Regions from separate parts of the Mus musculus genome. Here regions 1 and 3 are each linked to region 2. Evidence: chromatin loops called from intact Hi-C (ENCODE). Cell type or tissue: heart. All regions are shown on one strand.

What was found. Hi-C counts contacts between places; a loop is a spot of excess contacts. Peaks named below come from ENCODE experiments on the same cell type or tissue, not always from the same donor. Only the 100,000 strongest peaks of a DNase experiment are listed, where the experiment ranks them.
Region 1: it touches region 2 in a loop (2.7-fold over the local background); 6 of 42 quality-filtered maps call a loop at or near these places.
Region 3: a loop joins it to region 2, with 3 times the contacts of the local background. A loop is called at or near these places in 5 of 42 quality-filtered maps.

What each region holds. Positions count from the first base shown.
Region 1 is chr12:108,800,298-108,808,297 of GRCm38, reverse strand. Yy1 (YY1 transcription factor) reads right to left here. Exons shown (of 5, transcript NM_009537.4): 2 at 1,657-1,819. Among named protein-coding and RNA genes, the nearest start is that of Yy1, 11 kb to the right of the region's middle. In heart, no CTCF peak of the experiment used is centred here; no DNase peak of the experiment used is centred here.
Region 2 is chr12:108,175,795-108,183,794 of GRCm38, reverse strand. It overlaps Setd3 (SET domain containing 3), which reads left to right and starts at 4,511. Exons shown (of 13, transcript NM_028262.3): 1 at 4,511-4,642. Ccnk (cyclin K) reads right to left here and starts at 4,057. Exons shown (of 12, transcript NM_009832.2): 1 at 3,915-4,057; 2 at 1,587-1,618. In heart, CTCF peaks have their summits at 3,891 and 4,624; DNase peaks (open chromatin) are centred at 4,234 and 5,104; H3K4me3 peaks cover 3,578 bases; H3K27ac peaks cover 2,534 bases.
Region 3 is chr12:108,788,283-108,796,282 of GRCm38, reverse strand. It overlaps Yy1 (YY1 transcription factor), which reads right to left and starts at 2,986. Exons shown (of 5, transcript NM_009537.4): 1 at 2,192-2,986. The coding sequence starts at 2,870. In heart, CTCF peaks have their summits at 3,217 and 3,994; DNase peaks (open chromatin) are centred at 1,802, 2,652, 3,372, 3,932 and 1 weaker place; H3K4me3 peaks cover 4,932 bases; H3K27ac peaks cover 3,555 bases.

The DNA.
Region 1 (8,000 bases), 620 kb before region 2:
ATAATTCTCTTCTGCCTTCTCTGCTTCCTCTTACTCTCCAAACACAAGGGTTTCCCCAAAACTCCCCATCTTAGAACTTCTATAAGATCTTGATTTTAGCATGACTTCCTTCTAACTTCTTCCTAAAAACATCAAGTCTATATGAGTTTATGATGTAATCAGGTGGATATTGGTGGCCTTTTGTCTTCCTTAACCAGACACACAAAAAACATTCTTTACCTCTTGTCATCTCTAATGTCTACTCTATCTACCCTACTCTTCTAGCTTGAGCCTTCTATTTGAAGCTTTCTCCCGTACACAAAGGGATCGACCCATCTTGGATTCTGCTATAAAGTAATCCTCTCCAACTAACAAAACTCTTCCTCCCTACTCACGTCTCTAGCAGCTGCTCTCCACAAAAAGTCCACACATCTTTTGCCAGCATTCATGGACCTAAATAACCGGATTCAAATTTACCTTGATTACATTCATTTTCTTTAAGCACCCCAATTCCCAGCATAACTGTACATCATTTGTATTTTCTGTAGAAAATGTGCACGCCCTGAAACACGGAAGCCTGTTTCTTATTTATCAAAACACTAGGTTCAAGCCAGGTATGGAGTTACACACCTATACTCCCAGGACTTGGGAGGTTGAGGCAAGATTTTGAGATCAAGGTCATAGTGGGCTACAGTGAGACTGTCTTAAAACTCTAGGCTCATCAAGGCGTACATCAGCCACCAACATGTCTACAACATACTGCAGACATCACTACCCATCTCTGTGTCCTTATCCAATTCTAAGCAGCAAGGAAGAGCCGGTTAACTTTAGGGATTTGATTCAGTATGCCCCCAAAACATACCTCCTGCCAAACTGGTAGGTACATTACAAATGTAATCTCCGTTTGTAGCTTTTGGGGGGGGGGTGCTTAATACATCATTCACATAATTGTACCTGAAATATAACTGGAACATAACAAAATCTGGAGAACAGTGTTATTAACAGACACACTGTTGCTAAGCCATGACAAATGAAACAAATGGCTCTGCTCCACCTCAGGCAAGGAAGGCAGACGATACACTATTAGCAATTCCACCTTATTGAAGATGTTACATTTTTGTACACCTCCTACCCCCACCATGTCCTCATAAAAAATGACCACAACACTAAAAACTAATATAAACAGCAGAGACTTCTATAGGACCCCAGCCTATTTCAGGCAAAACAAATACACAGGTATCAATAAATGCAGGTATTGACTGCTCAGAACAGATCTCAGCCTGGGAGGCCACAGAAGTCCCACCAGTCAGCTTAACACCAGGAGCTACTACACTCATCACACCAAATCATGAACCGCTGAAAATTCCTTCTGTGGTTAAAGTGTCCAGATTAAACCTGGACACATTGTAACAAAGAGATACAAAGGTGATGTGACACTCCCAGGCAACACCAGCTGTAGAACCAGAGAGCATCTGCCTCATCTCACAATCTGCAAACATCTAAAATGCTGCCCTTCACACATCAACAGCACAGCTATCACCAAAACCGTTTGCTTTTGTTTTCAGAGTTGTCCCTAGAGAAAGAATATAAACCACCACTGTCATGTGGGAACAACAAAATACAGCTGGAAAGATTCAGGCACTTCCTAGTCTAGAAAGAAAGGTTCTTGCAACTTACCTGGCAAATTCTGCCAGTTGCTTAGGGTCTGAGAGGTCAATGCCAGGTATCCCTCCAGGAGGGAGTTTCTTGCCTGTCATATATTCAGAATAATCAGGAGGTGAGTTCTCTCCAATGATCTGCTCTTCAACCACTGTTTCATGGTCAATATCTTTTTTTTCATCTGAAACACATGAGATTGATCATCTTAACTATATAAACACATTGAGTAAAATAAAAGCTTTTCAGTGGAATCCTCATAAGTAACTATTTATGGCTCCTACTTTTAATTCTCAACCATTTACTGTGTGTCCTCAATCCTTTGGAACTCCTAAGTCACCCAAACCTTCAAAGTCAAGAGCAGCAGACCTTCCTTCACATTAGTGGTCAGTTAGCCTAGCAGAAGCAGCTAGCTCTCTCTGAGTGTACTGTCATACATTCTCCAGGTTTACCCCTGTCTAACTGGCTTCTCTCAGTTTGCCTTTTACCCATTTCACAAACTAGTACATGAAAGGAGTAAGAGCATTCTTCTTCCAAGGCATGCAATCACCACAAGTCACTCCAAGAGGAAAGCAAAGGAGACACAAAACCAAACGCCTCTCTAATCTTCCATCACTGTATTTTTAAGAACAAGTTTTATTTTGTTTAAGAACATTTTATTTGAGGGGCAGTGGTGCTGCACACTTTTAATCCTAATACTCGGGAGTCAGAGGCAGGCAGATCTCTGTGTTCAAGACCAACCTGAACACAAACCTGGTCTACAAAGCAAGTTCTATGGCAGCCAGGACTACAAAGAGAAACCTGTCTCAAAAAACCAAAACCAAACCAAACCCATTCACTTTATTTTTATTGCGTGGCCTGTGCATGTGAGTGTGGGTGCCAAGGCCGAGGACACCTGGGGAGGTTCCTTCCCTTCATACTCCCCAGCTGCTGGGCCTCACTCCCTTCCTCCCTCTATTCTTCTTTACTTTGGTCTATATTAGGCTAGCCTCAATCTCCTGCCTCCACCTCCCAAGTACTGTGATCACAGGTGTGAAACAGCTTTATTCTAGAATATAATGTAAATCTACATTAGGACTCTGACGTAAGTAACAGTAGGTCCAGGTCCATTTTACCCAGTGTTTATATACAGCATCACTTTCATCGTTACACACTCCCCACCAAGTGAGGGAATTACCACACACTCTGATTTTACAGAGAAGAAATTCAGGTGTGCAAAAATTAAGCAATTTATCTGGGGCTAACTATTAAGTTGTAGATATAAACTTAAAAAAAAGTTATTTTGTAAACAAAAATTCAGGGACCCAAGGGCAAGATGTACATGAAGATAGAGGACAACTCAGACTGCCTTCCTTCCTGTACATATGACCTAGCAGGGAGCTCAGGTTTTTCAGTTTACCTATTGAGCCCATCTTGCTGACAACCTGGCAAACCCTCCACCCCTTAAGAAAAGGACATACCAAAAATGAAACATTTCCAGGCACTAATTGCGCACGCCTTTAATCCCAGCACTCGGGAGGCAGAGGCAGGCGGATTTCTGAGTCCAAGGCTAGCCTGGTCTATGGAGTGAGTTCCAAGACAGCCAGGGCTACACAGAGAAACCCTGTCGAAACACCACCACCACCAAAACCAAAACCAAGAGAGAGAGAGAGAGAGAGAGAGAGAGAGAGAGAAAGAAAGATTTTTATTTATTGGTTGTAAACAAGCACAAGTGTCTCTTAGGAAGTAGGAAGACCACAACAATAGGAAGACCACAACAATACATCCATGCACTGATAAAGATACATTTCTATGGATGGATGAGCAGGTGTAAAAAGGCTGACTGGCTGTATCAATTAAAACATCAACTGGGACTCCACACTGGCACATACAAGTTCACAGCCTGCTCTGTACCTATTAGCAACGTTAGTCTCTCACCATACAGTAGCACACCAAAACCTAACCTTACAGAGACACAAATGTAGCAGGGAAGCTACATTTCCGCTCCACTTTCCCCAGCCCCAACACTCTGAATGGAGCTCAGTGGATCAAGTGTTCATCTAGCATGAGCCCTGAGTTCAGTCTTCAGTACCACACAGCCTGCATCTGATGCCACAAGTATATAAATCAGAACCTGGGAGGTGTTTGGGGGAGGGAGTTCAAGGTCATTCAACTACAAAGCAAATTTGGAGCCAGCCAGGGAATACACCAGTGAGAACTCTCAGCCTAAACTAACTCTTGTATTAGTTCCAAGTGAAGATAGATGCCTGTCACTGGTGACAGTGGCCAGAAACAATACAGACTCTACCCTCAGGGAGCACACTTACTTCTAGAGAGGGAAGTTAAATGACGAAAACACTTCTATCGAGTCACACCTCCAGCCCAGAGAACACTGGTTTTTGTTTTTTGTTTTTTGAGACTCAGTTCTTACTATACTCAAGAGTATAATAAAGAACCCAAAAGAAAGGCTGGGGAGGGAGCTGGTGAGCTGGCCGGTGGTTAAGAGCACCAACTGCTCTTCTGAAGGTTCCATCCTAAAGTTCAAATCCCAGCAACCACATGGTGGCTCACAACCATCCATAACGAGATCTGATGCCCTCTTCTGGAATGTCTGAACAGCTACAGTGCACTCACATATAATACATAAATCAATCAATCAATCAATCAATCAATCTAAGAAAAGAAAGAAAAAGAAGAGGAAAGAAAAGAAAAAAGAAAGGAAAGGAAAGGAAAGGAAAGGAAAGGAAAGGAAAGGAAAGGAAAGGAAAGAAAAGAAAAGAAAAGGAAAAAAATAGAAAGGCCGGGGAAACAGGAATAAAATGCTTGTTCTACAAGTCTGAGTTTGTTCTCCAGCACCCATGTAAAAACAAAGGCAGGGTAGCATGTGGAACCCCAGCTCTGGGGAAGCAGAAAAGATGACGATTCCTGGGGCTCACCTGAAATGGGTCTAACATACTTGCTGAGATCCAAGTCCCAGTTCAAGGCTGTCAAGAATCAAGGTGGGACTAGGTGGGGTGGAACATACCTTTTATCCCAGCACTCAAGAGGCAGATGAAGATCAAGCTGTGAGTCTGGGGCCAGCCTGGTCTACATATGAGACTTTGTTTTAAACTCAAAGCAGTGATTAAGGAGCTGGAGAGCTGCCGCTCAGAGGTTACTAACCTGTACTCTTGCAGAGGACCTGGAGTTGAGTTCCACCCCCAATGGCTCACAATCACCTGCTAACTCCAGCTCCCCCACATCAGATGCCCTCTTTTGGACCCAGCTGACACCTGCGCCTACGTTGTGCGTACATACCTGCATGTAAAAACTAAGAATCTTTTTAAAAAAGTGCCCCACTTCTATAAACAGAAGGTTTTTTTGTTTTGTTTTGTTTTTAAACAATCCTTTCCACTTCCTCAGGGGTCCTGTATGGCTACTTTTCTGATGCAAGGTCAGGTGGATCTGATTGGCTCTAACAGAGCATAAACCCACAAAAACTGTCATTGCCTGGCCCTTCAGACACTTGACCTACATGATAAGATTTTATTCAGAGAAAAGAGGATTAAAGTGATACATTTTCTACTTGCAAAGGGAATAATTTCTGAGAAATATGATTTAGTACCAAACGAATAAATTTCCAGAAGATCCTTACAAAACTGAAGATTTCGTTTAGAGGACTAAACCAGTTTGTTAACCAGTTACATTTCTTGGAGGATGGTGGTGTCACTTGCTGAGTTAGCCAAGTGGGGAAGAGATGATGAGAAGGGGGTAGGGGAAGAAATCTAGCTTCTCTTTGCTTTGAGATGTCCATGCCGGCTGTCAGAAGCAAGGACAGGGAATAAAAAGGAATCTACACTGGAGAGAATAGTGCCAGTCATTGGCACACAGACTTCATTTATAGCCACAGAAACAAAGAACACACCCACTGAAAATGGAGAAGGGTCCTAGAGCCACCCCCTAATTCCAACAATGGAAAAACAAAAATTTGCAAAGGAGATCAAACAGCTAGGAAGGGCGAAAGACACAGTGGAAGCCTAAAGCAGGAGTGCATGGCCTGTATTGCCTTATGGCCTGTACTACATCTTATGCTGTGAACCGAAGTTGGGTCTTCTGCCAGAGCAGTAAGTGCTCCTAATTGCTAAGCTGCCATCTCTCCAGTCCCTTGTTCTGTCCCTTACCACCCCCACCCCCATCAGACTCTTATTATGCGGTCCATGCTGGCCTGCTCTATATTCCTCCAGCCCCCACCTTGAAGTGCTAGGATTGGTTACAGGGACACACACACACACACACACACACACACACACACATCACATACAACCTTTTGCATTGGCTATTATTACAGTCTTCTAATCTCATAATACTGAAAACCAAAGTACGAAAAAATGTAAGCTGATCTACTTTGAATGTCAAATACAATGTTGATTTCTGCAAACGACAACAGGTGATAGCGTACACAAACCAATGCAAATTATGTTCAGGAAGTAAATGAACTAATGCTGGTTTAAAAATTAATGCACAAGATTAAGAGGACATGTCCAATCTTTTGAGACCAACTTACAAATGTGTTAGGCCAGTTCACTGCAATAGTAGGATATATATATATATATATATATGTATATATATATATATATAGTCCTCAGGCTGAAGGTCGGGCATGCCTATTAGTGGTTCATTGCTTGAGTCTCCTTTTTTAGACAAAGTTGGCATGGGACCAGATGTGACAGGGTAATAGACCACAGCCTATTTGGAAAGGCTAAGACCCTAAGACACTGACTGAAAAGGAATGCAGTGGCAAGAGTGCCTTGTTGAGAATGGCAGGCTAAAACTGCCCGTCCTGTATTTCTACACCAACATTATGGCCAGATACAGATGACCCAGAACTACCAGAGCAGAGCTAAGCGCCCAAGATACAGCTGTGGAAGAAACCAAGTCCAGCCAACAGCATCTGGGAGGGGGAGGCTGAGCCATTCATCCACATTCCACACTCCCTGTACATGATACTACTCCAAAATCAGAAAGCTATGTAGACTAGTCCCTCCTGATGGTATTCAATCCCCTTACCAAGGATGACCTTTCCAGTCTGATGAGAAGTAAACCAAGGGACTGAAAACAACCTCTAGTTACTAAGTCCTCACTAAAACCATTACACCCAAAGGCTGAGAGCTCTCAAGGTCTACCAGTCAAAAGGGAGTTTCTTCTACCCAATGTGTACCAACCAAACAGGCTTTCTCACAGTTCTTTTTTGGTGCCTGATATAGGGCATGTAATAAACTTTCCTCTCCCTGCCTCTTCTCATGATCATTTCTCCTCCAACACTAGAATGAAATCTATTTCCCAAGGCCTTTGGTTCTTACAATACATCCACCACTCATAGCTTTTTAGTTTCTTCACCCATTAAAAAATAAGAACCTACTTTACAAGATTGGTAGCATGTTAAAATGCTAATCATTCTATCTGGAATGTGATGGGAGTTGAATACAAAATATTTTTGGGAGGGAGAGACAAGAGTTTCACTATGTAGCTCTGGCTGTCTTGGAACTCAGTAGACCAGGGTTGTCCTTGAACGCACCAAGATCCCTCTGCCTCCCAAGTGCTGCTGGGATTAAAGGTGTGTGCCACTATTCTCAGCACAGATTCTGGCTTCTCTTTTCCTCCCTCCTGATTAAGGCCTCAGATTTTGGGGATGAGCACATTTTGCACCGTGTAACAGATCTGACAGGCATCTGCAGTCAAATGTGCATACCCAGTAGACTCCTCCAATGGTGGCTTATAGTCCTGGAGATCAGTTATAGTCACTATGAGGATTTTCCCTCTTGAGGCTGGGGGTTGGGGGTAAGGGGCTACCACATTCCTTGGCTCATGACCCCTACACAATCACAATTCATAACGGCTTGCTTCCTAATCACCTCCTGGCTGAGGCTCCTCTCCCTCTGACTCCTTCAAGTGATTACAAGGACACTGGTGTGATTATATTTAGGGCCCATCTAGATAATCCAAGATCCTCTCCCTGCCTCTCAAGGGCCTTAATAAGAGGTATAAATAAAGCAACAATAAGATTCCAGGAATTATACTTGGTGATATTTTTCAGCACAGCACAACATACTCACATAAAGACTTTAAGCTGAAGATTTAACATATGGAACCCTTAGTTCCATCCCAGAACAACCTCTACCACAATCACCAAACCTTCAAGTACAATTTCAAAGGTAAAACTTTCACTCACATGCAACCTCACTCTCAAATTATTGTATTTTACAGAATCTAAATCTTTCCTTCAGTTTGTACCTCTGAAGCCAGAACATCAATCAACAACCTAATGAAATGAGGTATTCTCCACCAGGCTTAATGGTTCTAAAGAATGCTGAGCTCAACAGTCATAGCAAGTCTATCAAGAAGATGGA
Region 2 (8,000 bases):
GGGAGAAGAAAAGGGAGGAGGAGAGAGAGGGAGAGGAGGGAGGAGAGAAAGAAGGAGGAAGGAAGGAGAGAGGGAGGGAGAGGGACGAGTGTGGGAGAAATTGATCAACATGGAAAGGAAGCACTTTCTCTAAGGAGGAAGGAAAGGAAAGCTGGACAAGGGGGCGGGGGGAGAAGCAGCTCCTAAAAGAGGATCTTGGGGCAGCTCCACACCTTAAGCCCAGGCTGGCCCAGGACACACAATCCTCCTGTTTCAGCCTTCCAAGTGCTGGGATTACAACTGTCCACCACCATAGCTTACATCATTTTTTCTCTTTTTTTTCCTTCTAGGGTCTCTCTACACAACCCTGGTTATCTTGAAACTTACTATGTAGAACAGACCAGTATAGTCTCCAACTCATAGAGATCTACCTCTCTGCCTCCCAAGTGTTGGGACTATAGGTATGCACCCCCATATACCTGGCTTTTTTTGTTTAAAATTTTAAATATCTTATATTACTTTATTATATATTTTAAATTTAATTTCAAAGTTTACTTGTGTATGTGTGAGGAGTGAGGGTGGTGTCTGAGTTAGAGTTGGTTGGCTATGAAGCTATGATCCAGTCACAGTTCAAAATTTTGTAGTAACCAAGTCACATGCTTTCTTAGTCTCAGAATTTATCACTAAGAATTTCAGGTTAATAGAGCCAAAGAGACTGACTCTGCCTAAGACACTCCGTTTCCTCAATCTATACACTACTTTGTGTCTGTAAATGCAACAAGGCTTTGCAGAGCACTTTTGTCAAGACAGGTCTTCTTCATCTTATAGCAGCTGAGTCTGTAAGCATGGCCATCTTTTATTAAGCTACAGTTTGCCAGCATGAGCATATTCTCTCTGCCTCTAAACTGTGGAGCTAAGGGTGTCACTTATTGGTACAATGGTTGTTTAGTATGTCATGGACCTAGAGTACACTTTTAGCACTGCAAAGAAAAAGAAAATCTCAGGGTCACCTAGCATGCTACTTATTTTTGCTACATACTTTGTGTTCATTTATTAACCTGAGAAGCACAATTCTTTTAAAGATTTTAAACTATGTGTCTCTGTGTGAGCATATGCAGGCACCAGTAGAGGCCAGAGGCTGGAGCTGACAGGTGGTTGTGAGCCACCTGAGTTTGGGTGCTAGGAACCAAACTTGAATACTGTTCAAGAGAAGCAAGCACCTTTTCTCTTTTAATGACTACATTCCATAGAAAGTTCTTCTTGGGGAGGGGGATGGGTGTTTTGTTTGCCTGTATGTCTGTGTACCATGTGCATGCCTGGTACCCTTGGAGGCCACAAGTGGGTGTCAGATCTGCAGCAATTAGAGTTACAGACATTTGTGAGCCACCATATGGGTGCTAAGAATTGAATATGGGTCCTCTGAAGAGCAGCCACTGAGCCATCTCTCCAGCTCCCAGTATACAGTCTTAGCCATCTCTCCAGCTCCCAGTATACAGTCTTAGTTTTTGACGCATTATTCTAACAGAAAGAACCATGGTTCTTAGATACGTTTTCTCTGATTCAAATATCAATCAGAATAAGGACAAGACTACAACCACATAGCTTACCTCTGAAGATCTTTCTTCAGGCCAACATCAACCTGCCAATCAACAAGGCTAGGTTAGTAATATGAACAAAAATCAAGTGAACTGCATCCTATCTAGGACACATATACGGCTTGAAATCTAAATGTCCTTATGTTCAGCATCCCTCTATTTATAGTGGAATAAACTCTGGTGTATGCACATATGAGGCTGTGGTCTCTTGCGTGGCATACACAGAGGCCAGAGGACGCCATAAGCACATCTTCCTCAAGCTTACTTTTTGAGATAGGGTTTCTCACGGAACCTGGAGAAAGGTCAGCAGGGTAGGCTGGGCGGCCAGTGATGCAATAGGATCCTCCTGCCTTGTAGCACTGCAGTTAGAGGTGCGCCATGAGGTCCAGCTATTTATATGGGTGCTAGGGATCTCAACTCTGGTCTTTGTGCTTGTATAAAAAATGCTTTATCCACAGAGCTGTCTCTCCAGTCCTGTTTTTTTATATGTATTTTTAGAAAGATTTTTTTTCATTTATATGTGCCTATGTAAATCACATGTATATAGGTGCCAGTAGTGAGGAGTGGATTATCTGTGGCTGGGATTACGGGTTTTCAGAAACTGCCTGTCATGTGTGTTCAGGAACAAAACTCATGTGCACTGAAAGAACAGCAAGTACTCTTAGCTACCAAGCCATCTCTCCAGCCCTGGTTCTACCCTTTATCAACAAGAATGCAATCTGTATCACTTAGCTTTTTTCTATCAGAAGTTGGATCATTAATCAGTTCTTACATCAAAGAGATAGCTGATCTATACTTTAAGAAGATTCTAGACAGGGATTGGCCTCTATCACAGTCCTCCATCGTTAACTGTATTTGTAGTACTTCTCAAAAGCTCTCAACAGTTACGTGACATTGAAATTACTCTGCAACATAAATGCTATGTAATGTATCTGCTCTTAAGAATACGAATTAGACTTAACCTAACTAGCTATTGTTTAAGAAATTCCTACAAAAAAAGGAAACACCTAAAACCAATTTTATTTATCGTGGGCAATTTTTGACTTGCCATCGATTATTTAGCAAACAGATTTTGACAACACTAACAGCTTCTCTCTCTCTCTCTTGGTTTCTGGGACACTGCTTCTCTATGTAGCCTCGGCTGTTCTGGAACTTGATCTGTATACCAGGATGGCCTTCAATTCAGACAGATCTGCATGCCCCTGACCCCAAGTGTTCTAATTAAAGATGTGAGCCACCACTACCACCCAACTGACACTAACAATTTTAATCAAAATGTTTATCAACATTACTATTTCTCAACTATTATCATTCATTCAGCAATAGTTTACTAAGTGCCATATAATGTTCTAGGTATTGAGGCTTGAAATCACTACACTTTCATGGAATCACTCATAAAAAAAAAGTTAAAGACACCCACAACTGCAAAATGCTGGCCAATTATTCTTTAAACAACATATATCAAGATACCACCTGTGTGAGGTTTGTCTTTAAAACCTAAAAGGCCAGTCTTTAGCTAAGACTCATGGCACATGACTTTTTAATTTTAAGTCCAGCATTCTGGAGGCAGAGGCAGGAAGATATCTTTGCGCTGGAGGCCAGCCTAGTTTACAGAGAGAGCTACACACCAGCCAGGGTTACGTAGGAAGACAGCCAGTCTGTGATAACTGATTTTAAACACTGAGTGACTTATGGAAAGCTGTGTTTTATTGGTAGTCCAAAGTTAAGAACACCACCAAGAATACATTAGGCAGGTTAAACTGCTTAAACGTTTTCAGATTAACATATACATGTTATTTCTCAACTTAATAAAGATCAGTTCCCCTAACACCGAGGCAAACAAGCACTCAGGAGAGGATGACGTCTGGGTAAGAACGAGTCTTATCGAGGAAGTCCCTTTTCATTCCTGGTCCTACCTGAGTTCCGTGGTTCAAGAGTCACGGAACACTTTCCAAAGCCTCAATCCTACTTAACAGAGGGATCCACAAGCCGTGGGTGACCGGGTCGGTCTGAGGCAGGGTCTGTGCGTGTAAGCCCCGCCACCCTTTTATTCCTCGGCTAGGAATCCCCCAAACCGCAACCACTTTCCTCTGCGAGGTCAGCTTCCAGTTCCAGGCATTAGCGGCGCACCCCAGAGGACCCGACCCTGTCCCGAAGCTCCCTCGCCGCCAACCCCGCGTCGCCTGCTAATTTCAACGTGCATCAGGGATTCCAAGGAGGGCGGTGGAATCCGGGAAGCCGGACTCTTCCGTAGAACCCAGGCAGCTGGAAAATACCCTCCTCGGACCACCAGGAGCGCAGACGGTGGGCGGCGCTGCCCGCGGCCAGCTAGATACTCACCCCTCGCCTCAGGCAAAACCCTCAGCGACGTCTCTCCTTCCTGACAGCAGCCATCTTGGAGGTGGAATGTCGGGGAACTACGTCATTTCCCTGCGTCTCGGGACGTTAAGAAGCGGCCGGAGGGGGCGGCGAAAGTCAGGTGCCTGTCAACCAATTAGAAGAAAGTAAAGCTAAAAAAAAGAAAAAAAGTAACAAGTCAACAGTCGCCGCTCCGCCTACCCTGCGGCCTTGTGGACTGCGGCCCGTAGGGGGAGGGGAAACACTCGCACACACCCTCCCATCGCCCCACCCCCTTGGCGAAAGGGAGTTCGGGAGCAACCGAACCTGTTAACGGAACTTCGGCCCGGAGGCGGAGCCAGGGCTCCCGTCGTTCAATCACAGCGCGAGATCTAACCAATCGAGTCTTCGGATACGGCTCCGCCCCGGTTGCTGATGTCCAATGGCTGATCAGCACCCTGGCTGGCGGGCGGATGGGCGGCGGGGCGGAGCCGCGCCGAGGCGTGTTAGGTGCGGGCCAATGAACGGCGGCGGCGGCCCGTGGGCGGGGCCCAGGGGCGGGCGGAGCCGGGTTGGGCCTAGGCGGCGGGGCTGTCTCTGGCTGCCGTCCAGCCCCTCCCGTCCGGCCGCCGCCGCCACCGCCGCCGCCGCCGCCTGGGGGTTGGTTGAGGCGGACGGTGGGGTCCCGGCCGGAGTGTGGCGCCGCCGCTGCGCGAAGACGAAGCGGGCAGGTGAGTGCGGACGGCAAGCACCCGCGTGCGGCCCGCGGGCTGAGGGGACGGGGTTCCACCGCTCCTTAAGGAGGTGAGGCCGAGCGTGCGGACTCCGAGGTCCGGTGCTCGGCCGCGACCGAGTTCTCAGGGCCTGGGAGGCTGTGGGCTCCGAGGCCCGGCAGGCCCGGTCCCTGAGGGGACTGGCGAGCGTCTGCAGCTTCCCTCTTCCACCGGGACGGGGGCAGGCGGCAGGTTCAGGGCGCGGCCTGGGCGCGGCCTGGGCGCCGCCCTCGGGTACGGCCGGGGCCCGGAGTGCGCGCGGGGCGCTGGGACTGCGTGCGGCGGGCTGCAGCCTTGGTTTCCTTCCTCCGGTGGCAGGCGCACGCGGCTTGGGGCCGAGGCCCCTCTGCAGCTCTCTGTTGCCCACGGGGAGCCCGGCCCCCGCGCCTTGTCCTCCACTGCCCGCTCGCAAAGGCGGGCGTAGAAAATAGGTCAGGTTTCTTCCCACGCGCCCCTGGCCGAGGTCCACACGCGACGAGCGCGCTGCGAGAGAGAAGCGGTCCGTGCTCTCGGAGTTTGCCATTCCGATTTTCAACTCTTCCTTCTTGCGGCTGCAGCCTGGGCATGCGACTCTGCCTCTTCTCCCCGCCTGCCACTCTTGGAGAAGGAGCTGATTAGTGACGTGCGCCACTGGCTGCCGAGGGGCCTCACCCCCTCCGCGTCGTGTCGGGAGAGGACGTTGGTGCGTTTCTGGAGGGGTGCACGCGTAAAGATGACTCGGGACATGCTGTAATCCATTTCTAAACGAAAACGGTGTTGTTACCGAAGTAAACACATTTGAACAGGATGTTGACAGCCATCTTGCCTTTGCAGACCCTTAGAAGATTGAGGTTTTACTGATAGATGTAACAGAACTGCATCCAGGAAGGCTGAGGCAGGGAATCCGGAGTTTCAGGCCTGCCAGAGCTACATAGGGAGACCCTTTCAAAAAACACACAAAAACTAAAACCAGACTTGGACACTGAAAGTGTGGGTTTTTCATATGTGATACTGTTCCCATTTCCCTTTCAAAGGCGATGCTGAGGGTGTTTTTAAAATGAGTTTTAAACAGTGATAGTCTTGGGGAGTTTTAAGTGAACGCACCCTTAAAATACAGCAGTATAAAAGGACATTTCCTCCCCAAGTTAAAAAGTTTGTCTAGACTCACTGGAACCTACAGTGTGTATGTAGGCTCCTACCTGTAGAGGCTCACTTTATAGATGGGTCTCTGGGGCGCCATGATTGATATTTTGGTGGAATTCCAGCCATTTGGGAAGGAGTTTTTCTAGGGCTTAAGAAAACAGTTTGCAAAACCAAGTTCTGAAAAGCTACAGAAAAAAAGAACATCTTACTGGGACTCTAAACAACCTTGGTCTTTATTGCCCCTACCTTCTTTTTACCGTGCGTTCCTTTCTCTTTTGAGATATTACTAATATCTGGATATGCAACTCTAGTTCCCTTGGAGGGAAGTAGTTGCTATTTCTCCCTCCTTTTTCACTGTGCAAACATCTCAGTGGAGCTATGCTGGACTTGAAGATCCAAACATTGTGCTGATGTGGGTTCTAGCAATGAGGGTTTCTGTTCCTTTTCTGTTTATAAATGTCCAGTAAAATTCTCACTGAAATGCTGTTAGCTGGGCCTTGTGGCATAGCTAACATTAGCCCTTGCTACTCAGGGGCCTGAGGCAGGAGGATCTTAGGTTTAAAGCTAGCCTAGACTGTGTGAGAGACCCTGACTGGCTGGGGATCTAGCTCAGTGTTAGAGTGTTTGCTTATTGTGTGAGAAGGCCTGAATTCCATCTTCAGTACAAACATATCATTGTCATTGACTATCTTTTTTATGTGATGCATATTTAGGCCAAATTTAAAGATGATTAAACCATTTCTTTAGAAGCCATGTGATTATAAGACAATGAGGAGGCAATATTCAGTTTTTTATTGTTATTGTTCCATAGGTCAACCACTAGAAAACTGTTTCTATGTTCAGCACTGTGGTGAACAGTCAGTAACCTAAATCTTGATCACCTAAAAGAGAATGTTAAAGATGACTGTGCTCAACATAGTTGCACCAGGAACACATAGAGTAGGTTTGCTTGTAGTAAATCTAGGAGAGTCCCCAGTCCACAGAGGTTGTCCTTATCCCCACCCTTAACTGCTTCAGACCTTATATGCAGTGGGGAAGTATTTGCATCTAACTTGCACACTAACCTCTCTCAAGGTTTGAGTTGTCTGTATATTGCTTCCAGTACTTATTACAATGTCTCTGCCATGCAAATAGTTGTCACATTGTGTCCTTCAGGGAGTAGTCACCAGAAGAGCTTTGTATTATATGTTCAGTAGTGGTGAACTTTGTCTGTCCCCTTACCTATTTCCACCTGCTGGTGGCTGAATCTGCAATGGAACATTGGACTGATTGATGCTGTGAGGATGGAATGTTTGTAAAACTGTGAGTGAAATACACTATGGCCCCTGCAAGCAGGGCGAGCGAGGCTTTCCAAGTTTCTGAACTGTTTTACTTACAGAGTCTGTCTCAGTTTGACTCAGAAGTAGCTGCTAGAAATGGAACTGTGTTTGTTGTGTGTAGTTTGCTGGAAAGTTCCCATCTTGAGAAAGTGGTGGCCTGCTATTGGCTACTGAGCCTGGTGATTTTCCTGGAGCAGACGAATTTCAGTGTGTTTCCTCTTAGAGCAAAGTCCTGGGAATGGAGGCAAGCTGTGTTGTTCTAAAGAAGCAGAGGAACCATTTGTTACAATTAGATTATTTTAACACAACAGTGAATATATTGTTCTGCTGCAAAGAGCAGCTGTGGCCAGGTATTTGCTTTTTCAATTAGCTCATGATTTTCACTATTATGTTTGGACTCACTTTCTGTTAGAGGAGGATATTTGGAATTGCTGTGTGGCCTTTTACTTCTACTATAATGAGACTAATTCGTTCTGGTTTGTATTCACCACTTGAGATTATTAATTATAGTAAAGGTCTCTTATTTTTCAGGGTTTCTGGTTTGCACCTTTGCTACTTTATTTCACAAAATTGATTTCTTCCATTGGTTTTCGTTTTATCTCTTCCTTATCCTTAAGATTGGAGTTATTAATCATTTAGAAATAAAAATATTAATTCTACAGTAATTTCTCTCTTGGTTAAACATTCTAACAACCTTTTGATTCTTTAAATTTTTTGATTAAAAAATTAGTGTGTGTGTTGTGTGTGTGTTAAGTATGTATTCCTGGTCTCATGAAGGTCAAAAAAAAAAAAAAAAAGGATTGCCTAGAACTGGATTTACTACGTGGTTGTGAGCTGCCAGATGTGGCTGTCAGGGACCAAATGCACGTCCTCTG
Region 3 (8,000 bases), 610 kb before region 2:
TGGCATCCTAGTTTAATTAATCTAATGCACTAATTTAATAAACTTATATATACTGTGGAGTTGCAACTCAAGCCTGGGATCAAGTGAAGTCTATTCCTACCACAGCAACATACAAGACACATTTACACTTAACTTAGCTAATCTGTTTATATTTCTTCACTTATTGCAGTCTTAATTTAGTTCTGAAGATTAAATTATTTGCAGAATCTGAACTTGAGACACACATAGTTAGTTGACCACACCACTTAGCTTCTTTTTGGTAATAAGTGCAAGCCACAAAGGCAAGGAAGATGGATCATTTACCACAAGACATTTCTGAGGAAATAGGCCATCCCTTGCTCTTGACATCAAATATTGATAAGCACCATTTTTGCAGACTACTCAGTAACACACTAGACAATTAAGGGTTTGAAGAAATAGCTACCAAAATGCCCCCAAGCTGCTCTACGTGCCCTTGTAAGCAAGCAGCCAGTCACACAAGTAAAGACTAAATGCCAACTAAATTGTCAATTAACCCACCTTAGCCAGGCCCTTCACTTTCTCCCCTGAACTAAACATACACGATTCATCAACACCACACTTGACGAAGTGTTTTTCTGTCTAGAAAAGCAAACTAACAACTTGGTAAGATCTAATGTCAAACATCTGAATCAAGCTATTTTATAACGTAAGTTTTTTATATAGTTAATGAACTCGGTACTCCAAATGTGGTAAATTCATCCAAAGTTCGAAACCTGCTTTCCTTAATTTCACTCTTATTAAAAGTGAAAAAAACAAGCTTTTAAAGATCTCAGCATGCAAACTACCGTTAGCAACCAAAAAAATGTGTTGAAGGCACTGGATAACTTTTAGGGACTGGCTAGTTACATAGCATACAGCTCCTGATAACCTACCGTGCAGATAATAACCAGGGATTCATTCAGCGAGGAACAGCGCCCTGAGCACTTCCTATTAGATTTCTATAGGACGCTCTTCTCCTTCCTGAACCACAGACCCATCAAGCTTACGTCACTTGGATACTACCATAGATTAGCTTTTCATCTATTTCACTCGTTTCCCAAAATTTTAACATTTTAATAAACTACACATCAAGGCTCAAGTTATGCTTTCAAATTCATCAAATTTAATCACTAGGGCTACATGAACTAGGTATGGTGAGATTATTCTGTCTAGTAGTAGTTTCTTAACAATAAAGCTGACTAGCTTGTTAACACAGTACTAGGATAAAGTGAACAGTCAACAACAGCCTTTCCAGGGCTCTACCTTGAGTTTACTCATGCGGGGAAGGAACTCTTCGGTGCCCTACACAGGCTTCCTGACTTTCGCTAAAAGGCGTATTAAATCAGTAAAACAAATTATCCACTTTTTTTATTCTTTTCGTGGGGGAAAACAAGACCAGAGATACTGATAACTAAGCGATTTTTATTAGTTTGTTGGCAAATATCCTAAGCTGTGTAAACCAGCCCAGTCTGTCTGCATAGGGCCCACGACTTAAAAAACAAAATTCACAACGCGTAAAGGCCGCTGAAATGCTGTGGCTCTTCCTTCCCCTAACTCCCGTTCTAGGTCGATCAGGCGAGGAGCGCGTTGGCAGCGCGGGTGACAGGTTCCAACGGCCGCCGAACCCGCACACGAGCGCCCTACGTGCCACCCAAGTCCCGCCCCGCAGCGGCGACGGCCTGGGCCAGCGTGACCGCGGGGCAGCTGCGGCGGGGCTATGCGCCGCCCGCTCCGGGAAGGGCTTCGGGGAGACGCTTCGCGTCCGAGGGGGCCGAGCTGAGCGGAGCCGAGCGGGGCGGGGCCCCGACAGCCCCCGGGGGACGGCGGGGGAGCGGCGCGCGTCCGCCCTGCGCCACGGCCCTGTCAACGCCCGGCGGGTGGTCCGGCGCGGGGCGGCGCCCTCAACCGGCCCCGCCGCACGTCCGTTGGCTCGGGCGTGGAGGGGCGCTGGCCCCTCCCTCCCCGCCCGCCGCCCCAGCCCGCTTCCGCTCGCACAAACTACGCCATTGCGGCCTAGCCGGGCGCCGCCCCTCCCCCGCGCCGCCATCTTCGCGGCCCGCCGCCCCCGCCATCTTTTGGGGCCGCCATACTTGCCCGGGCGGAGAAGATGGCGGCGCCCATCACACACATAAAACATGGCTTCCCTTCAAAACAAAAACATCCCGAGCGGCGGCGCGCCGCCTGCACTCACCCGAGGACCACATGGTGACCGAGAACTCGCCCTCCAGGGTCTTGATCTGCACCTGCTTCTGCTCCCACTTCTTATTCCCCGGGTCGGCGCCGCCGCCGCCCGCCGCGCCGGCCCCGCCGCCCAGGTAACTCTTCTTGCCGCTCTTCTTGCCGCCGCCCTTCTTCACGCGACCGCCGCCCGACGAGGCCCCGCCGCCGCTCTTGCCGGCCGCCGCCACGGTGACCAGCGTCTGCTCTATGTAGTCGTCGTCGCCGCCGGCCGGCGCGGGCACCGGGATGAGGATCTGGTCCTCGAAGCCGTCCTCGGCGCGCAGCCCGTCCGAGTCGTCCCCGCCGACCACCTCCTCGCGCGTCTGCACCAGGATCACCTCCTGGTGGTGGTGCACTTGGGTCGGGTCGTCCGTCACCAGCGGCTGCAGCGCGATCATGGGCGGGTGGTGGTGGTGGTGGTGGTGGTGGTGATGGTGGTGGCCGGCGTGCCCGTGGCCGCCCCCGCCGCCGCCGTGGTCGCCGCCGCCGCCGTCCTCGTCGTCGTCGTCCTCCTCCTCCTCCTCGCCCACCACCGTGGTCTCGATGGTCTCCACCGGGATGGTCTCCACCTCGATCTCATGCAGCTCCACGATCTCGGCCGGCATCTCCGAGCCGTCCGTGGCGATGTAGAGGGTGTCGCCCGAGGCCATGGCTGAGGGCTCCGCCGCCACGGCCGCCGCGGCAGGCGGCCTCGGCTCCTGGGCTGCGGGAGGGAGGGCGGGCGGGCGAGGAGGCGGCCGGCCGTGGGGAAGGAAGGCAGAGGGAGGAAGGCAGCGGGCGGGCGGGGGGAGAGGGGGCGGGCGGCGGGGGAAGGGGCGGGCGCGGCGGCCGCGGGGCTTCCCCGCCTCCCGAGATCGGTGCGCCCCGCGCTGGCTCGCTCGCTCGCTCGGCCGCTGCCTGTCCTGCTTCCCCGCCTGCCTTCGCCTCGCCTCGGCTGCCTGCCCTGGCTGTGGCCGCGCCTCCTCCCGCCCTCCGGGCCGGCGTTACGCTGCCCCCTGCCTCCTGCGCCTCCGCCTCCTTCCACACAAATACCAACTCCTCAACCCCGAGCCCAGATCTCGCCGCCGCCGCCGCCGCCACACTCTGCTCCGGCTCGGCCTCGCGAGACTTCCGCGGGGCTCTCGGCCCCGCCCCGTCCCCGATTCCCCACTCGCTGTTCCGGCTCTCGCTCCTCCCTCGCTACCAATCGCAGGGCCCCTCGAGGCGCCGGGGCCCCGCCTACTCCCAACCAGGGTCCTCCCGATTGGGGGGGCCCCCGCTGGGGTAGGGGGCGTGGCGGCCCGCACGCGCGCTGGCTGGCCCCCCCGGCGCGTGACGTCAGCTCCGCGCCGCCGTCGCCTTACGGCGCTCGGCGTCGCGCGAACCCCGGCGTCCGCGGTGCAACAGTGACAAAAGTGCCGCTCCGGGGCCCCAGTCGCTGACAGGAGTGGGGCGTCGGCGCTGCGCCTTACGCCTCGGGAGCCGGCGAACTTTCCGCGCGACCCAGGCGCACGGTAACGAGCTGGGGTGAAGGGGGGCGCGCGCCTGGGGCTGGCGTGCTGCCGGCGGGGCGTGCGACCGGCGGCCGCGTGGCCGCAATAAAGTCTGCTCTGACGAGAAACGCCTGTGCTTGATTTTTGGTTTCCCGTTCGTTTTGCCTTTACTCGTTACTCGGGGTCTCGTGCGGTAGCGGCACGGACGGCGTAGCCGACCGTGTGCTGCCACGGGCTCTTTGGTCGCGTGCCGGTGGGCGGCGCGCGAAGGCGACCGCGGCAAGCGGAAGCGGCGCGCGCAGCCTAGGGTTCACCGTTGGAAGTGTGTCCGTTATTCTTTTATGACCCGCGGAAACCGGAGACCCAGCCGTTGGGTGCCTGTTGGAACGAAGGGTCTGGCTGCTCCTGTCGAGCGACTCCACTATTGTAGCTTTCTGAAAACTCCCTTCTATCTTTGAATAACTTGACACAGGCTTCGCCTATTCCTCGCTCATAAACATTCCTTTTGCCGAAAAGGACTATTTAAAAATATTCCTTTTAAATAGTCTTTGCATTTAGCTCTTTGAAAATTCCATGTCTTTTGTGATTTCCCTATTATAAGTAACAGCTTAGGTTTTCCTTGTTCAAATCATCAAATTGCTTAAGATACATTGTAGTGAAGTGTTTCTTCTGTGCTTCCTTTCGATAGACCAGGTGTGGTTTAAAGCAACATAAAGTTAGATTGCCTTTTTTTTTTCCAAGAACCGAAAATTTGAGCCAAGTGTATCTTATTTGTTTCTTAGATTTAACGGTCAGCTTCATCTGTTGAATATTCTGGATTACTTTTATCTACCGGAGTTGTTAGTGTTGAGGCAGGAGAGTATTCTAAATGCATTACATGCATCTTAGGCCAAACTTAAACAGTTGGGCATCTTATAATTTTAAACATACTTAGCAAGGTGTCCTTGTGCAGGTTTTTAATCTTTGGAGAGGGAGGTAAGTCAGGAGTTTAAAGCCAGCCTTGGCTACGTGTATAGTTTTCTGAAATACCTCGTTTCTAGGTTAACTACATAGCCCCCTCTATCCCAAAACTTTCTTCTGCTCCTGATTCCTAGGTTTGAAGATACACATTTGTGCTACAACATCTTACCTTGAATCCCTTAATCTCGGCATGAAGACAAATGATTATTGACATGCATTTTAAAGGGCATTTCTTGCCGGGCAGTGGTAGCACACGCGTTTAATCCCAGCACTTGGGAGATAGAGGCAGGTGGATTTCTGAGTTCCAGGACAGCCTGGTCTACAGAGTGAGTTCCAGGACAGCCAGGGCTACACAGAAAAGCCCTGTCTCGAAAAACCAAACAAAAGGGAAAAAAAAAAAAAAGGCATTTGTTTTCCTCCCACCTATATGAGCAGAAGCTTTGATGTCTCTGAAATTGCTGTCATTTCCCATTTTTCTGAAATGTACTTTAAATGCATTTAAGGTATGAATGTGGGAAGGCTGGGGGGTAAGAGTGGACAAAAAAAAATTGTCCGTTAAAGAGAACCTGATACCTCAGGTTTATCCAAGCTGAATTTATTGAGAATTTACTTGTGTGAGTCATGTATACTAGATAAGCATATTATCACACATCTACAAACAAAAGGGATGTGTGTGTGTCTGTTATATATTTCTTGCTGTCCTGGAACACGGTATGTTGACCAGGCTGGCCTCAAACTCAGAGATGCACCTGCCTCTGCCTCTTGAGTAAGATTAAAGAAAGGCATGTGCTACCAGACCCAGCCTCTTTCTTCCTTTGAGTGAAATCAGGCCAGTTATTAAATGTTTGTAGACAAGCATGGTGGCTCATGGTTGTAATTCTAGGGCTCAGGCAGCTGAGACAGAAGGATCACCCAAAGTTACAGGGAAGTTTGGGCTACATACAACTTGTCTCAAAAACAAAACAAAAAATCTGACTGTACCATATTTCTACATTTGATAGTTTGAGATTGGTTCAAGCTCTATATTCATGCTATTTGTGTAACAGCTAAGAATTTGGCTCCTTTGTGAAATCAGTCAGGAGACAGTCTTGTTATGGAGCCTAGATTTGTCTTGAACTCACAGCCGTCCTTTGCCTCAGTCTCTCCAGGGCTGGAATTGCAGTGCGTGCAGCGCTACACCTGCTGATCATGCATTTAGGTTATTGTTTAGTTGCTGAATAATTCATTCAAATAATTTGGGCTCTTCCTCAATATAGAATTGAAACTATTAGAGCTAGACAGGAAAAAGTGGAGTACTTTTTTAGTTGTAGAAGCTAGAGGTCTTTGTCTTACTTTTAGATCTTAACATCTGGACTACAAAAGAGATACACCCCTGAAACCAACACATATATTATTAGGTTTAGAGTTTGTATCTGGGTAAAATAATCTGACTATACATGAAGCATTCCATATCATGTCTGTAAACCAACACCATTTATTCAGTATTTCATTTATTTTTTTGTACAGCCTTTGTCAAATTCTTTCTCTTAGATCAAATGGCTTGTTGTGAATGAATCTGACTATTGTTCATAAATAAAGGAAAGTTGGAATTTTATCATAATTTAACTTCCATGTTTCTTTGTTCATACAGTGTCTTTCAATGGGTACATAATGGTTTCATATCGACTTTTCATACATATACAGTTATGTCAATAAACATACACCTCTCCACTCCTGCTCCCACTCCCACTCACCCTCTTCCTCTCCCCAGCTAGCCCCTCTACTTTATGTCATATTCATGTCTGTCTGTCTATCTCCCCGTCAGTTACATTCTGATGGTAGTGTTTGTAACCACATTTCACTACGTAGCTGTTGCGATGTGAAATTGCAGGGAGTTGCTTTCTCTTTAGCTGTTGCCATGTGAAATTGCAGGGAGTTGCTTTCTCTTTGTGTTCGAGGCACCTCAGCATGGTAGAATGGAAAGAGTTTGTGTAGATGGAAGTTACCTAGTCCTTTTATACTTGATAAGGGGTTTTCTGAGTCCGGTATACTTGTGAGGCAAAGATAGATAGATGCTTTGATAAACATGTAGCCCATAGGCAAGAAAGGAGGTTGGCTATGAACAGATAGTTCACTAGTACTTACCTAGCTTTTATTTATTTTTAGTTATGGGTGGTCTTGAGCACATGAGTACAGGTGTCCATAGAGACCAGAGATATCAGATTCCCTGTAGCTGAGTCTTATAGACAACCACCAATGAATGTAGGTACTGGGAACTAAACTTGGATTCTCTGCAGAGCAAAGCATGGCCTTAATCATAGAGCCATCTCTCCAGCCCCCTGATCTATCTCTTAGGAAGAACAGAGAGTTGAAAACAGTATCCATCCTTGCTTCATAGAGTAAAAACCTCTGACAGAAAGAAACATCCTAACTGTGATTCGGAGGTTTAGCAGATTATGAAGTGTTGAGGCCAGTGCTGCTGTAGAGTAGCCTTTAATGCAGGCTCCAATATGGAGGAGTAATACAAGTGAGGCGATGATTTCATAACATTTAAGACAAGTCACAGTGCTCTGTATGAAAACATTATTAATTAACCAGCTCACAGAAACAGTAGAGGACAGCTTAAGTTTCTCAGCACTTTAGGCAGTACTTTTCTTTTTTGATTGTTATGCATTTTTATGAACCATTCTTTGTTCTGAGTTGAATTCAGGGGTTAATCATGGAAATTAGGCTAGAAATGTAGTTCTCATATGTGCTTAACATGTGCAGGGCCATAGATTGTATCACTGCCACTCCCAGTGAAGACCACAAGGCCATTGTCATGGCAAAGTTAAACAGCTAACACCTAAGGGAAACAGCCCAGAGACAAGGAAAAGAGACATGCTCGTGTTCCAAGTGAACCACATTGTAGTAAGCAGCCGCCGTTACACAGATTCTTTCTCCCTTGTGTAGTTAAAGTATAGGTTAAAGGATGGAGGGGAGAGCAAGGACTTTATTCAGAGCTTCAGCCAGACAGAGTCATACATCTTTATAATCCCAACTGCTGGGAGGATTTCTTAGTGTTAGGAGCCAGCCTGAGTAAAAGTTCTCATCTTGAAAACACAACCATGGCACACTGTTCCACCTGAGGAGAGAATTGGGAGTGCTCCTGCACTGTTCTTCATAAATGCTATGTCCATCGTGCTCCGAATGCTCGTGTAGAGTGCCTGAACGTTCTAGTGTTTTTCTGGCCCGATCATATCCAAAGCAGCCCTCCCCGGTGCCAGCCATTTAACACCTAGACACTGTCACAGCCCTTGCCTCTCACCTGAGCCACACCAAACCTATAGTCACCTCAACATGTCTTATGTGTATGTGTGTGTGTTTGTG